Linked DNA regions of Mus musculus: region 1 is linked to region 2. The links are chromatin loops, found by intact Hi-C in ENCODE. Cell type or tissue: left cerebral cortex. All regions are shown on one strand. Links, peaks and the distances in the headings refer to the core of each region. The heading gives the core; the rest is flanking DNA.

What was found. Hi-C counts contacts between places; a loop is a spot of excess contacts. Peaks named below come from ENCODE experiments on the same cell type or tissue, not always from the same donor. Only the 100,000 strongest peaks of a DNase experiment are listed, where the experiment ranks them.
Region 1: it touches region 2 in a loop (3-fold over the local background); 13 of 42 quality-filtered maps call a loop at or near these places.

Annotation. Positions count from the first base shown.
Region 1 is chr11:34,209,983-34,217,895 of GRCm38, reverse strand. No RefSeq gene overlaps it. Among named protein-coding and RNA genes, the nearest start is that of Foxi1, 5.8 kb to the right of the region's middle. In left cerebral cortex, for the core only: a CTCF peak has its summit at 4,777 (motif pointing right); a DNase peak (open chromatin) is centred at 4,785.
Region 2 is chr11:33,931,070-33,938,982 of GRCm38, reverse strand. Gm36395 (a long non-coding RNA gene) reads right to left here and starts at 6,855. Exons shown (of 2, transcript XR_381158.3): 1 at 4,649-6,855; 2 at 1,028-1,176. It also overlaps a transcript of Kcnip1 not described here. In left cerebral cortex, for the core only: a CTCF peak has its summit at 4,511 (motif pointing left); no DNase peak of the experiment used is centred there.

The DNA.
Region 1 (7,913 bases), core at 3,564-6,063, 280 kb before region 2:
ATCCCTGGATGGAGAATGTTCCAGCCCCTATTTCTCATTGGCCAAGTTGAGACTTAACTAACTCCATGCAGTCCATCCTACACGTCATCCCTCAGCCCTTTTGGCAGCTCTTGGGAAGACAGATTCTAAAATCTATCATCATGCTTCATCTACTTGTATGCTGAGATACAGAGTACACAGCTGGCCAGTATGGTTGTGTATGGCTCACCAAGGTAGGGAAATAGCCCTCTCCCATCCAAATGGCTCATTGTCCCTACGTGGTAGACTTTGCAGGTCCAAATAGTCTAGGTTCAGATGGCTCCCACAAGAACACACTGGACCACCTTAGCCAGGAAAACCTGTCACATCCGGTCTTCATTATACTTTAGCCTGAAACTGTGTCCAGGACCTTTTCCGTGATCTAGAACAATAGTATACCACCCCCACCGCTACCCCTCCCTCTTCTGCTTGCTTGGCTGTTCGAGTCTTCAGACTGAGGGAGACTTCTCACTGAGGGAGGAGGATGCAGAGGGTCATAGCCCATGTCTTACTTTGATTTCTGTTGCTGTGATATATAAAACCGTTACCAAGAACAACTTGGGAGCCGGGCAGTGGTGGCGCAACCTTTAATTCCAGCACTTGGGAGGCAGAGGCAGGCAGATTTTGGAGTTCGAGGCCAGCCTGGTCTACAGAGTGAGTTCCAGGACAGCCAGGGCTACACAGAGAAACCCTGTCTCGAAAAAACAAAAAAAAACAAAAAAGAGCAACTTGGGGAAGAAAGGGATTATTTTACCCTTCGCTACCAGACCACAGTCTATCTCTAAAGGGAGAAAAACAGGAAATCAAACAGGAACCCAGGGTAGGAACTCAACCAAAGACTGCTGTTTTAATGGTTTGCTCTTCATGGTTCCCTCATCCTGCTTTACGATACAACCCAGAACCTACCTGCCCAGAGGTGAGACCACCGCCAGTAAGCTGGGTACTCCACTATCAATCATTAATAAAGAAAATAGTAAATAAATTTGCTTATCGGTCAGTCTGCCTGAGGCATTTACTCAATTGAAGCTCCCCCTTCCCACATGATTCTACTCTTGTCGAGTTGAAGCAAACAAACAAACAAACAAACAACAATAAGCAGCACCACCCAACTGAAGGTAGCTTAGCCCATAGCCCTTCTGCCTCTTAGGGGAAAAGCCCCTGAGAAACGAAAGGGCATGAATGGGGAAATAGAGACTCAGGATCCCTGGTTCTTGAAGAAATGCAATCAGAAACTTTGGGGAATGGTCCTGACCTTGCTAAGCCCAATTTCTTCTTTGTGGTGGGTGCCAAGACTAGATGGATATAAGGTAGTCAGAGGGTCTGGGAGCAAGCAGTGGGAGTCAGCCCCTGACAATGGGAGGATCTCACTCGGTTCTTAACAAGCACTAGGTCCTGCCTGGTAGTTGCCGTGGCCAGAGTTGGAAATGGCACCCTTGCTGCCTTCCCTGCTTTTCTGCCTGCATCCTAAAGAGGCATAGTCACCTCTTGGTGTCTGCAAAAGTTGGCTTCAGGACCATAATACTAAAAGACACAGATGCAAGGACCGTGATATAGCCGTCTCTTGTGAGACTAGGCTGGGGCCTAACAAACACAGAAGTGGATGCTCACAGTCAACTATTGGATGGATCACAGGGCCCCCAATGGAGGAGCTAGAGAAAGTATCCAAGGAGCTAAAGACATCTGCAACCCTGTAGGTGCAACAACATTATGAACTAACCAGTACCCTGGAGCTCTTGACTCTAGCTGCATATGTATCAAAAGATGGCCTAGTCGGACATCACTGGAAAGAGAGGCCCACTGGACAGGCAAACTTTATATGCCCCAGTACAGGGGAACACCAGGGCTAAAAAATGGGAATGGGTGGATAGGGGAGTGGGGGTGGGTGTAGGAGGCTTTTGGGATAGCATTGGAAATGTAATTGAGGAAAATACGTAATAAAAAAAATAAGAGGAAAAAAAAAAAGACACAGATGCTTAAGTAGGCCTAGTGTAAAATGCCATAGCATTTGCATATAATAAACACTCTTACACATATCAAATGATTTCCAGATCCTTTGTAATGCCTGTAAATTCTACAGAAAGGGTTGTTATACATTTCACTTTAGGAATTATAAGAAAAAGCTACATATAATCAGGCACGACTTTCTTCTGAATATTTTGATCCATGGGAGGTTGACTCCACAGATGGGGAATTTCAGATATGAAGGGATGGCTACCTGCTTGGGTGCTGACATTATCATTGTGCATATGACTGTTGGTAGCTGTGTTGCTGAAACCCCACATACATAGACACATAGAACCCCCAACCCTAACTTCTCTACAGGTGGTTTAAGCAAAGATATTTTCCAGAGACCACTGAGAAGGATGGGCTGCAACTCAGACACTGAGGAGAAAGGAAGAATTGGTCCTGCTCAGAAGTACCCAAGCGCATGCATCCAGATTCAACTACTCCAATACCCCCAGGCATGCAGGCATCTGTAGCCGATGCTACAGATACAGCACTATCCAGGGAAGCCTCTGGAAGCAAAGGTAAGGACCCAATAATCACTGCATCATTAGGAAGCAGATACAGATTGTCTTTGGTCCAGCTGTACTGTCTTGCTCCATTCCATTGGCCAAAGCAGAGGATTGCAGAGGTCACAGACCCGGAATAACTTTACGTTCCCTTCCCCAGAGGAAAGCTAATTGAGCAAGTGGCCCATGGCGAGTTTCCCATCACAGGACTTGTAGCCAATCTGAAATTTAGGCTAAAGAATTGGAATACTCAGCACCCAGCACCTCACAGATATGGACACGTGGCACTTAACAATCAGGGTGCATTCCAAAAACCACATGGGAGATTTTGTCACTGTGCAAATCTCATGAGTGAGCTTGTCACAACCCTAAATGGCCTGGCCCAATCACTCCAGATGGCTCTTGTCACAATGGAGGGACAACAGAGGGAGAGAAAGTGGCCAACATATAGGAGATTGCTGCTGGTGTCACAGTGCACACTGCTTTACAGTTAATGTTGTATAAGGAAGAGTGCACTGTGTAATCGTGGATACAGGCACAGCATGGTACAGTACATAAACATAACAAGGTCGTTTACCATTGAGTATTATGTGCTGTACATACTGTGGGTAATATTTGCTCAGATGACAGGCAGAGCTCTGTATGTATACCCACCACACAAACACACAGGGCATGTGTCTCTCTGGCATTATCTCAGCTATAAGACATAGGTAGGCTGGAGGGATTCTCAGCTCCACTGTAGCCTATGGAGTTGCCGCTGTGTGTGGGATACGAATCACATCCTTGACCAGAAGGCATTATGTGATGTGTGACTGTATTCTGTACATACACATACCTTAGCTTCCTCTGCAAATTACCATTGGCTCATGTTAGTGATGGTTTGGGAAGGTGACTATTTGGGGAGAGGAGTGAGGCCCAGGTTGAGTGTCTGTTGGAGCGTAAGGTACCAGCTTCAATCTAGCATTTCTTTCCCAAGGGGTTCTCCTCAGAGTTGGCTTTAGATCAAAGAGTATGGATTAGGTCAAGAGCAGAGGGATAGTGATGATGATGTAAAGTGATGATGTAAAGGGGAAGGAGGAGGAGGGGGAGTGGAAGAGGAGGAAGAAGAGGAAGGAGATGGGGGCGGAGGAGAAGAGAGGAAAGGAGGATGGGAGGAGGGGAGGGGAGAGGAGAGAGAAGAAGAGGGGAAGTAGGGGGAAAAAGGGAGGAGGAGGGGGAAGAGGGAGGGGAGGAGGGGGAGGAGGGAGAGGAGGAGGGGGAGGAGGGAGAGGAGGAGGGGGAGGAGGGAGAGGAGGAGGGGGAGGAGGACAGAGAAGGCAAGATTGGAGCAGGAACTTTAGGCTCCTCTTGAAAAAGAAATTTGAAGCCCGCCAAACTCCCAGAGCAGACAGCATTCCACCTTGTATAGTGATTTATATTACTTCATCTCTTTAGAGTTTGTAATTGCAATCCTTTTGGTAGTCAGGGTTCATAGCCCAAACCCTTATAAGAAGCAGCACAATTGACCATGCTGGGTTTTTTTTTTTCTTATATTTGACTCTTAATAACTCCAGTGAGAAAATTGTTGTGGGGGGAGTTATTTTATGTCTGCTTATGAAATTGGGTGAGTTCGGGCCCAGAACAGTACTCGATCTAAAGAACTTGTATTAACTACTCATAGCAGATGGTACTTACAACTGATGGTCCGGTTCCAGGAGATTCCCAGAATTTAATCTTTAAGCTAACCACATTTAAAATAAAAAAGCAACAATTGAAAGACATACTAAATAAGCCAAACAGCACCAACACAGTCACCCCAGGTGAGGTGTAAGTCTTAGGAGCTCTATGAAGACAGCCAAGCCCAAGCAAGTCATGGGCAGAATGATTTCTGTTCATGTGTGGCCTCTTAGGCTGTGTTACTTCCTTCAGTCTTTGCAGCAGATTCTAGGAATGAGAAATTGGAAGCTCTGAAGCTAAACAGCACCAAGACACTCAGAAAACACAACCATAGGAATATAATTCAGCAATCTAAACATGGCCGGCTGCCTCCTATAGACTCCACTTCATTCCAACCAAGTACTTACTATGCCACGGCAAAGAGACAAGGGATTTTTTTCCCTAAAGGGTGTGATTCATTAATAAAATGTTCTTTGTCTTGTCCTGTGACCACCACACGTTCACTTGAGTCTCCTGCCCTTACTTAAACCATTGGTCTGTCCTAAAACTTCCATTCAAGAATCTCTTGCCTGCTTTTAAAGAAAAGACCGCCAGAGGGCGGTATTGACCTATATTTCTTCCTAAACTCATTAGCCACCAGAAAACAGAGAACACCAAGGTAACCCTCAGCATGGTGAACACCCCAGCTAGACTTCCACCAACCCCTCCCTGGGGCACAGACATCGTCCCTGCACCCAGTCCCCAAATACCTCAGACATGGCTCTTGTGAGTGTTGCTAATTAGGCAGGGTAGAAGAACCAGGCAAGAGCTGGTTGTCTCTCTAGGGAGCCATTTGTAGAGAGGAGGCAAGCACCGAGACTGTATTCTATCTTGTTGCAGATGAGAAAACTATAATGCAATGACTTTAAACTAGTTCTTTCTGGGATTTCCCCCATCACAGCCCGATTCTACACCAAGAATCTCTTCAAAACCTAGGATGCTATTTGTGTTTCATGTGTCGAAAGGAGGACAAGCCCTCAGAGCCCCCACCAAAGGCCAATGCAGAGGACAGGTAAAGTGTGAGCCTCTGCTACTGTAACCATAGCTGGTGGGACATCAGCATCTCCCATTACCTAAAGCTCCTGCATCCCAAATGAGAACTTGACTTTACTGTGTCTGCATCCCCGCTGTGTAGTCCTGAAGCAGCACTTAGAAGTGGCTGGATTTCTTCACTTTACCCATGAAGAAAATGAGGCCCAGAACCATTAGTCTGCAATCTAAGGCATCGTAATTATCTTAGGAGTAAGAGGGAAACTCAAAGTCTAGTGACAAAGCCTGGCCTCTCTGCTCCCTGTCTGTGCTGCATGTGACCCACTGTTGACCCCCAGTGCACAGGTCAGTTCTCACCTGTTTGGTTTTCTCTGCCTTTATGGTTATTCACCTGCCCTGTGCCTTTGTACCATGCTCTAAGCAAGAGAACCAAATGCTCATTTCACAATGTGATCCAGAGAATTAAGTGAACCATTGTTTGTGAAAATCCCTAGTAGTGAGGTTCATCCTTTTGGTAGGTAAGCTGATATCAGATCTCTAAAAATGCATGACTGTCCCATGGGTAGGTACTGTGAGGTCTTCTTTCTGCAAAGCATGAGACTTCTGGACCAGTAAGGACAGCAGTTGAATGCTGGGAAGACACTCCAGAAACAGTGACAGACCCTTCCTCTTTCCCTCCAGCGGCATTACACCCAAATGGCAGAGCAAATAGAGGAAGACATAATGTTAGCCTTCTCCCCAGAGCGTCCTCCCGTGTCATTGCCTGGCCTCCGGGACAGAGCATCTATCATTCTCAGGACCTGTCCTTTTGATAGCTCCCAGGCTCTGAGCTTCATGTGTGTCACGTGTCTTCTCCTTCACTAGCCTGGATGTGGATACTATTTGTGTCTCTGCTTTATAGATAAACAAAGCGAGATCTTGTAAGATTAGGAAACTTGGCCAAGACCTCACAACTACCAAATGGCGACACCAGATCCAATCCCAAAGCCCGTGTTTGTAATGCTCTATTGTCTTGTCCCTGGCCTGCCACATGGCTTAGAACATGTGAGCTTTTACAGTCAAGAAGGTGTCTCCCTGTACTATGTTAAATGAACTGCTGTCAGAGCCTTCCCTGGGATGGCTCAAACCTACTCCTTAATCTTCTACTTATGTGTTTGTCTGCTTGCTTATTCCTATAATTAACCTGCACGTGTTTCCTCAGATTTGAATTTCACTTCGGGGATATTTAAAGAGTCTAAAACTTCATCAACAAATAAGTCATTTGAGTCTTTACTCAGAAGTCCCTGGTCTGGTCAGGCAACTCCTGCTGTCCATCTCCAGTGTCTGAGGCAGGGTTCATGAGAATCTGAAATGGACTCCCCTGGTCTAAGGGCTCACCCTGTGATGAAACTCAGGCATCAAGGTGCTACAATTCGCACCCTCAGCCCTCTGATAAGACTTCCTCAGATCAGACAGGCTTTCTTGGATGTCCTGGGGGAAAACCAGAACCATGTGTAACTAAGGAGACTCAGATGTGCCTGCTTCTATAACTGTCTCCCAGCCAGAAGACCCCTAAAAGGAGTCTGTTCGTTTGACAATATCTGTGTGAACTGTGACAACGAATATGTCCCCTTATTTCTTTCATTGTAATTCTTGTCCCTCTTCCCCTGGCCCTTGACTGCTAAAAGCTACCAATTAGCATGCAAGGTACAAGCTCTGGGAGGGCCCAACTGTGTATATGAAGTCCGTAGGGACTATAGCATAATATCTATCATTGCCTGTCTGCACTGTGTAAAATGATTTACTTCATACCATGTTGTGGGCTAAGTACTGGCTTTTCCTCCATTTCACCTGAGAAAATTGAAGAAAGAAAACCCAAGTCACTTGTTAAGGACAAGAGAGATTGACTGGCAGCTCCTTCAGGGCTCAGAACTTGGGTTGGCTTCTTTATGGTGTGTGTGTGTGTGTGTGTGTGTGTGTGTGTTTGTGTGTGTGTGTGTGTGTGTGCCCATAGAGACCTAAAGAGGCAATTGATTCCATGGAACTGGAACTACAGGCAGTCATGAGTTGCCTAATATGGGTGCTGGGAACCGAACTTGGGTTCTCTGAAGACCAGCCAACTCTGCCAACTGCTGAGCCATGCCTCCAGCCCAGACCTTTTATGTTTCACCCCCAAAGCAAAGTGCGGCATGCTTGCTTTTCTCTGACCACTTAAATTAGAAACTACAAAAACGAAGAAAATCTCCCATCTGAAAAAAATGTATCTTACATTTGTGAATGTATACATGACTATGAGTATGGTTTTATTTTTCAAAACATGCTTTTGAAGCCCATTTCTCCAACTTTCATTAAAACACAGCTATCTCCCCATGCCACTAATATTCAGTTGTTCTAGCATCTATTTTTCATAACTGCATAAGACCACATCAGTTGGAGGAGGCTCTGCTTGACTAACCAAGCCCTCATTACTGGCCACTGGGTTAGCTGCGGTTTGTTATGGACAGGCAACACCATGGAAGAAACCCAGTACCACCTCTTTGCTCTGTCTTGTTCTGGAAGATGAACCCTGAGAAGTGGACTTGCAAGGTTAATTGCACAGCTTTGTGTCCACGCTGTTGGGATTCCCATGGGGTGTATTTTTAAAAATCCAGGGCTCCACCCTCAGCAAGGACGATTTCTGTCTGTTGAACATGCTGTCTGTTGATTCAACGTTCTGAA
Region 2 (7,913 bases), core at 3,181-5,680:
CTGACTGCACATAAACCCAGGGACCGACTACGGACAGAGCAGATACTCTAAAGAACAAAAGGGCACCAGCAGCTGCTGATGTTACCTGGTTAAATGAAGTCAACTTGAAATCCCAGCAGAGGCCATCAACCAGAGGAAGAGTGGAGAGGGGGAAGGGCAGAGCTTATGAAGGAAGGCTGGAGAAAGGGCTGTGAGTGGCTTATGGAAGTTCCCTACCCCTGAGGCCTGGCTTAGAGCAGGGCTGTGTGGTGTAGGAGCTGTTTATTAACCCTTAGGGAATCTCTACAATTTAGCCTGTAATCTGCTTCCCTCCCCCTTCCCCCTCCAAACACCTACTGAGTATATGCTCTTTGTCAAATAATTCCCCAGGAGTCAAGTAGCCTGGATTTTTGAGAGTATAAACAGACTTATTCAGCAACCCACACAGAACAGGTAGAAAACACCTGTCAGAACCACATTAATGTTCTGAAGTCACTCTCTCCCCCCCACCCCCCAACACACACATACACCCTTCATAGCAGCCAGACAAAAAGCAAGTGGTTGCCCACCCAGTGAAGGCCTTCTTTCCCTCTCGGCCTGCAGAGAGCATTATAGGGAAAATTTTTCAGATAGTTGTTTTGTTTTTTGTTTTTTGTTTTTGTTTTGTTTTGTTTTGTTTTTGGTTTTCAAGACAGGGTTTCTCTGTGTAGCCCTGGCTGTCCTGGAACTCACTTTGTAGACCAGGCTGGCCTCAAACTCAGAAATCCACCTGCCTCTGCCTCCCGAATGTTGGGATGAAAGGCGTTAGCCACCACTGCCCGGCATTGCAGATAGTTTTGTTTCATTCTATTTGGTTGGCTTTTTTGGAAACAAAAAATATTTTAAATGCCTTCTGGTTTTGCACAATGCCTTCCTGTCCCTGCAACCCTTGTCAAAGGGTCTCCACTGAAAATCGAAGAAAAAGGGCAAGATAAAAGAAGTGGAAAGATTCTGTGGGTTCTGGGTCTCTGTGTGGGTGATAAAAAGAAGGCGAGGTACAGTCCAGACGGGCAGCAGTCTACATGCCCTGTAATGGCTCATTACTGGAACACCTAAGCTCCGGAGGCCACCAGCAACACATGCGCCTTGAGCATTTGCAGTTAGGAGTGTTTTCACTCAGGGGCCTACGGCATCTCCTCTGGTCACAGGCTGCAGGCCCTGTGGGTGGAAAGAGAGATTACTGGAGTGGGTGGACCTTCCAAGCTGCGGAAACAAGAGGAACATGGCAGAAGACACTGTTTGAGGCACCCAGCAATCTTCACCCGTTCCATCTCAACCTGGTTACTGAGGCAGTCAAGGTCGCATGGGCAGTAAGAGGAGGATCTGCGTTGTAACCTGAGCCACCCTGGCCACCACTGCATCTCCTAGACTGGCAGTATCACACTTGGATGCACCAGCACTCACACCTTGGTTAGCCAGGGCTTGGTTGTAGGTACACTCAGATTCAGGTGGAGACTCACTCCCTAGGCCCTGCTGTCTGGGGCCTTGAGACCTCGCAATGCTCATCCCAGGCCTTGGGCTGCTCAGCCCCCATCACTCAGGGGAAAGAACCTAGGAGCAAGCTGGCAGGGGACAAGTTCCAGGCATGAGCTCAGGTGACAGGACCAACCCATGTTCCCTCCTCACTGTGCTACTGACCAGCCTGCCAGGCTCTATGTGATGGGCATACAGGGGAGGGGCTGGCATCCCTGCTAGGATCCTTTCACTTTGCCCTTTGGGGTCTTTAAAAAGAGTGTTAGTCGCGGAGCTGAGGGAATGGTGACGGATTAAAATGCCCTTTTATTGTGCCTTAATAATTCCACCTGAAAGTGGAAAAAATAATATATCCTCCTCTGGACTGAGGAGGCTTCAGGGCATATTCAGAAAGCACTTTGAGTAGTAACTGGGGCATCAGACTCACTCCAGTGCAAGGGGGACAGAGACAAAGCTTTGCTAGCCCTGTATGTCCAACTTCTTTCTTTCCTTCCTCCATTTGAGCCCTTTCTTCTTCTCTCCTCTTCTCCTCTCCCCCTACCTCTTCTGTGTACGTGTGCTGGGGATGGAGACCAGGGCCTTGTGCATCAAGTTTTAAAAGCCAGTTTTGCCAATATCTGTATTTAACTATCTGCTGGTTTTAAAGAATTTGTCCTATGTTCCAGAGTAGCCACAGAGAGTTCAAATACATGAGAGGTCCACAAGCTCCCACCAGTGTCCCTGCTTTGCCAACCGGCTCAGTGTATGGTGACCAGGGTCCTTCTCAAGGTGACTATGGGCACCACACAGGGGTACTTGTATGTCATACTTACACCCTGAAAAGTGATGGGAAAGCTGGCTATTTTTTTTCTTTCTTTCTTTTTTAGCTCATCTCTCTGGGCCAATTAAAAACCCAGCATTTTAATAGGCCCAGTGGAGAGACACTGCAGCCGTTTCCCCAGGCTGAGCTTGAAGCTCAAGGGTCAGGGCTGGATTAATAAGGCTGCTATAAATGCCAACAGTGTCCCACATCTCATGGGCAAAGTGCTCTGGTTTGGGAGGAAGGGAAATTCAATTATAATGGGAAGCTACGGCATATCCAGACCACGATGAGCAGGGAGAGGCTAATGGTGCCCGGGGCATGTGCCAGTGGGTTTGGGGTTGGCTAAGTGTTGCCCAGCACACAAGTGATACAGGACCCACTGTGGGCAGATGTCACTTCCCAGTTATGCCTTTTTCCACTGAGTGTGTATGTGTGTTGTTCCTGTGTGTTCTTATATACACGGGTATAGAGGCTGTAAGTTGGCTTTGAGGGGAGTCTTCCTTAGTCACTCGCCACCTTATTTGCTGAAGCAGGGTCTCTAGCTGAACCCTGAGCCCACCAACTCAGCTGTAGGACTCTCTGTAACTTCTCAAGTGCTGCCATCATTGGCAAACCATGTTTGCCGAGTTTTATGAGGGTGCTAGGGATCAAGCTTTGGTTCCCTTGCTTGCTTGGCAAGTGTGTTATCCACCGCACTGTTGCCATCAGGAACCACATCTGGGTCTGCCAGGTTTTCCCTCAGAGCCAATGTGATGGTCACGGCCCTCCAAAGAGACTCATGCCTTTGGTCACAGATAATGGAGGAGCCTATTGCGTCTGTGAGAAGCAAGGGCAACTCCAGAGCCCTGGGGAAGCACCAAGATGTGACAAATGGCCAAGAAGAAGGTGGCAGTGAGCTCTTTCTGCTCCCCACAGGCCTGCTGTTTCCCTACACTTCTTACCTCCTCCCTGGGGCTAAACTATGAAGCCCATTTCACATGGTAGGAAAGCGAGGTGCAAGGGGGAAGGGAAACAGCCATACAGCCTCTATTCAAGCCCAGGCTTTGGGACTTCAGAGACCAGGTTCTCAGTCACAGGGCAGATAGCCTAGGAGGAGTCAGTGTATGTTTTCTTTCCCTCCCCCTCTCCTCCCCCCTTCACCCCCCCCCCCTTTGTGGGTGTATCTTTGTGTCTGTGCAGGGTGGTGACTCTGCCTCAGCTTAAGATCAGCACTCCTGGAAGGCTTCCAGAAGGAGGTGTTCTAGAGGAGGCCTAAAGGAAAGCCCCCACGTATGGGTTAAGGAATTCAGACTCCATCAATCTTTTATAAGCTGAGGTGACAATCAGGTTCTTAAGAAGCCAACACTCAGGACTACCCAATAAGCAATTACTGTGTTCCAGATGACTTCTAGAGCACGGAGAGCTTTAAAAACTGACCTAACATGTAATCAATCCCTGGTTTCTCCCAACTTCAGCCAAGGGAGACAGAAGAAATATGGATTATTAAAAATAAATAAATAATATCTGATGGCAGTGTCAGTTAACAAATACCAAGTATCAAACGCCAGGTATCAGAGGAGCTTACAGGCGCTCTGAATAGCCAGGATAAGCTCCATGGCAGGTGGGTCTTAGGGAGAATAGTAGTGTCTGAGTGTCAGAACCCATCTCTCCCCCCTGGGGGGCCTTGTCCTTAGTTGAGAGTTGGTCCATGGGAGACACTGGGTTATGCTTATTGGATGAACTTGGGCAAGATGTACAGGAAAGGACAAATGGCTGAGGTGAGTTATGACAGGGGAAACGGGCCTAGGAATGGCTAGCCTCTAACCAACCACCGCGTGCAGTTTACTAGACCCAGCCCTGCCAGCCAGATTCGTCTTTCCGTTGTTAGCTTTCTGGGGTTACACATGAGTTGGCTAAGCAAGTAGACTCTGTCCAGGGGGGCAGCAGAAGAAAAAGGATGGGAGACAGCTTTAGGGAAAATAAAGGCGCCCTAGAGTGCCAAGTCAGTTTGTGGAGGGCAGGTTGGGGAAAGATTGATCTAGTGAGCATCTAGGGAGCGAAGGCCAGCGCTGGGGTGGGAGCCTACTGCTCAAGTGTTCAAACACTTTGATTTAGAAATTTGATTTCTGAACTATTGTTTCGAGTAGATGACAGATCTAGCGTGAGAAAAGAAAGAACAGACAAATGGAAATACTTCCCAGCACCAAGGCTGCTTTCTAGAATCGGGAGAACCAGAGCGCAGCGCCCTCTAGTGGCACAGCGCTGATGGGCTAGCCTGCCCCAGCCTGCCCCAGCCTGCCCGCATCCTTTCTCCCTTGGCTCTCTTAGGAACTACAGAGCTGTTTCCTCTCTAATGCTTTCTGCTCATCCACTCACAGGAACATGGCTTAGTGCTTCCCAACTCTCCCCTTCCTGGTGAGATGTCCCGATCACCCTAGGTAAACATTCCTTCACCCCGATTTACGTCGCACCCCCACACATCCCTTAGCTCTGTACATAGCAAGCACCCACACAGCCCTCTACCCCTTTATGACCCCTGTACATTCCATGCACTTCACACAGCACCTTCACACACCTCATTCTGCACCCCACACTGCCATTTAGTACCCACACAGCCCTCCACACCGCCATAATGCTTGCATGCTCCACACATTTCACACAGCACCCCACAGTTCCCACAGTCCACACAGCACCCACACAACCACACACATGGACCCCCCACACCCACGAACCCTACACAGCACCCGTGCAGATCTCCACACCACCATAACCCTTGCACACTTTACACCTCCAGTCCTAACACCCCACACTGTCCCCCATACACACGCCACAGCCCCAAATGCCCACCCAGGTTTACCTTCCTCTTCTGAGCAGCATTAAACACAGTCGACATTTTCTGACAGTAACGTTCCCTTGTTCTTGAGGGATGCATCAAATGATTCCCAAGAGATGCTGCCAGGAAGCATACAGAATACAGACCTTCGCAGGGTCCTGTATACGCATGCCTGTGACACTGTTCAACTTAAATGAGAGATTACCAAAAATGACATAACATAGGAGACCTCAGCAAACCCATTGTTATTTTTTTTCCTTTTTTATTAAGAATTTTCGCCGGGCAGTGATGGCGCATGCCTTTAATCCCAGCACTTGGGAGGCAGAGGCAGGTGGATTTCTGAGCTGGAGGCCAGCCTGGTCTACAGAGTGAGTTCCAGGACAGCTAAGGCTACACAGAGAAACCCTTTCTTGGAAAACCATAAAAAAATAAAAGAAAATAAAAAGATTTTCACCTCTGCACATAAAGAGAAGATGATAAACACCGTGTCTGAATTACTAGTGTTGCTTCTCTGAGGCCATTCATTAGTTGAGTAAGGGTTACTTAACAAGCCATACCAGAACAAGATATCTGAAAGCAAGATGAAGACAGCTAACTAGTAGGCCAGTGTGCTGATTAATTCGGATCAAACAGATAACTAGTAGGTCAGTGTGCTGATTAGTTTGAATCAAACAGATAACTAGTAGGTCAGTGTGTTAATTAGTTTGGATCAACTTGACACAAGCTCTGACCATCTTGGCAAGTCTGTGGGGGCATTTTCATGACTAAAGATGGAGGTGGGGAAAGCCCGTCCCACCGAGGGTGGGGCCACCTTGGGCAGATGGTTCTGGGTTATATAAGAACTCAAACCGAGCAAACCGTAGAAAGTGAGCCAGGAAGCAGCACTCTTCCGTGGCCTGTGAGTTGACTCCTGACTCCAGGTTCCTGCCTGGCTTGAGTCTCTCTGCCTTGGCGTCTCTCAGGGATGGGCTATGAGGGGACACATTCTGTCCTCACCAAGTTTCTTTCAGCTGTGGTGTTTTATTACAGCAATAGAAACCTCAATATAACATTTGGCAGCATACCGTGTGGATACACTCGACAAAGAAATGACTCATCTCGGAGTAGAAAAGCACAAAACCCTCTTCCCGTTCCTCAGAATACGGCATGGTTTAATGCTAATGTTCCTAGACTCCCAGATTGCTTAGCGAAGACCATGGCTCCCTACTCTCCTGCAGACCTGCACCTGCCTGGACTGGATGGGAACAGAAGGCAGGGCTGCAACGGCCACTTCAGCCTGATCATGCCTTGCCTTGTCTCTCAATGGGGTCATTTCCTCTCATTATGAAACCTTTCTAAACATAGCTATGTGCAATTAAAATGTCACAGCGCTTACGATGCAGCTGTGCCATTATAGACAGGATCCTAAAGTCAGGCAGACGAGGTGGCTTCAACTCCCGACTGCTTGTCCATGTCTCTGTCTCCCGGCATGTGACCCTTGGCTTATCTGAGCTTCAGAATATTTGTAAGATGGGGTTAATAATGACTCTGGCAATGTTGCCAGATCTCGTGGAAGATGCAAGTTAACCTAAGAGCTGTTGAAAAGCCAGAAAACATTGCTCAGTTAGTCCTGCTGTAATCACATAGGCGAAGACACCGGTAAATCAAGGGTGATGCTGGCAAAGAAACAGAGCAGGGGTGGAGGGCAGCTCTGTGATCTCTCCACCCCATCTCAGCCCCGCCCCCAGCTCTGTGATCTCACTACCCCATCTCAGCCCCGCCCCCAGCTCTGTGATCTCACTACCCCATCTCAGCCCCGCCCCCCAGCTCTGTGATCTCACCACCCCATCTCAGCCCCGCCCCCAGCTCTGTGTTTTCTCCACCCCATCTCAGCCCCGCCCCCAGCTCTGTGATCTCACCACCCCATCTCAGCCCCGCCCCCAGCTCTGTGATCTCTCCACCCCATCTCAGTCCTGCCCCCCATTCAGAATTACCAAAGTGCTGCTGTTGCTTTGACTTCCGTTTCTATGCCTGCAGGATTGAAGTCCAAACAGATTTTAAACTTTTTTGGACTTTCCTAGAAGAGGAAAACCTGTTAAAGAGAGAGAGAGAGAGACAGAGGACTAGAATGTGTGCATATGTGATGTATGAACACGCATGTGTGTGTGTGTGTTTAAGAGAGAGAAGAGGGATGGTAGACGAAGGGAGAAGCAGGGAGAGAGAAAGAGAAAGACAGACAGACCAACAGATAGAGACAGAGAGAGATCATTATTTATAATTTCCTATCACAGTGTACTTGAACCCTTGAACTGAGAGTGTGGTGTGCGTCCTTGAAATAGAACTCACTGTGGCTCTGACTTGTGTGTGTGTGGTTGACAGGTAGGGAGTAGAAATGAGGTGAATCTCTGATTAGGGCTTCTGGCTACCTAGCAGGTGCTCAGAAAATACTTTTGAATGACACACTGCATCTCTGCCTATGGTTGCGGCGTGTAAATATTCTTTCTTTACCAAAACGTGATGTGGTCTTTCACCTGATATCATCTTTGCCCTTTCTTCCTGAGCAGATACTGGTGGTAGTGGGCAAGCCATGTGTGCTTTCTGTTGTCCTTCTGCCTGCCAAATGAGCAGCTTCAGGAAATCTGGGAAGGAGGCGCTCTCACTAACGTGTGCCTATTTTTGTATTTACTGTATTTTCTTAACTAATGTCCATCATTGATTCTCAGACACAAAGTCACTGACTGAGGATATTTGCTAGTCATGGAGACTAACGTATCGATGGCGACATTTAGCAGTGATCCTCAGAGATGCTAAAGTAGCTCCGCTTACTTA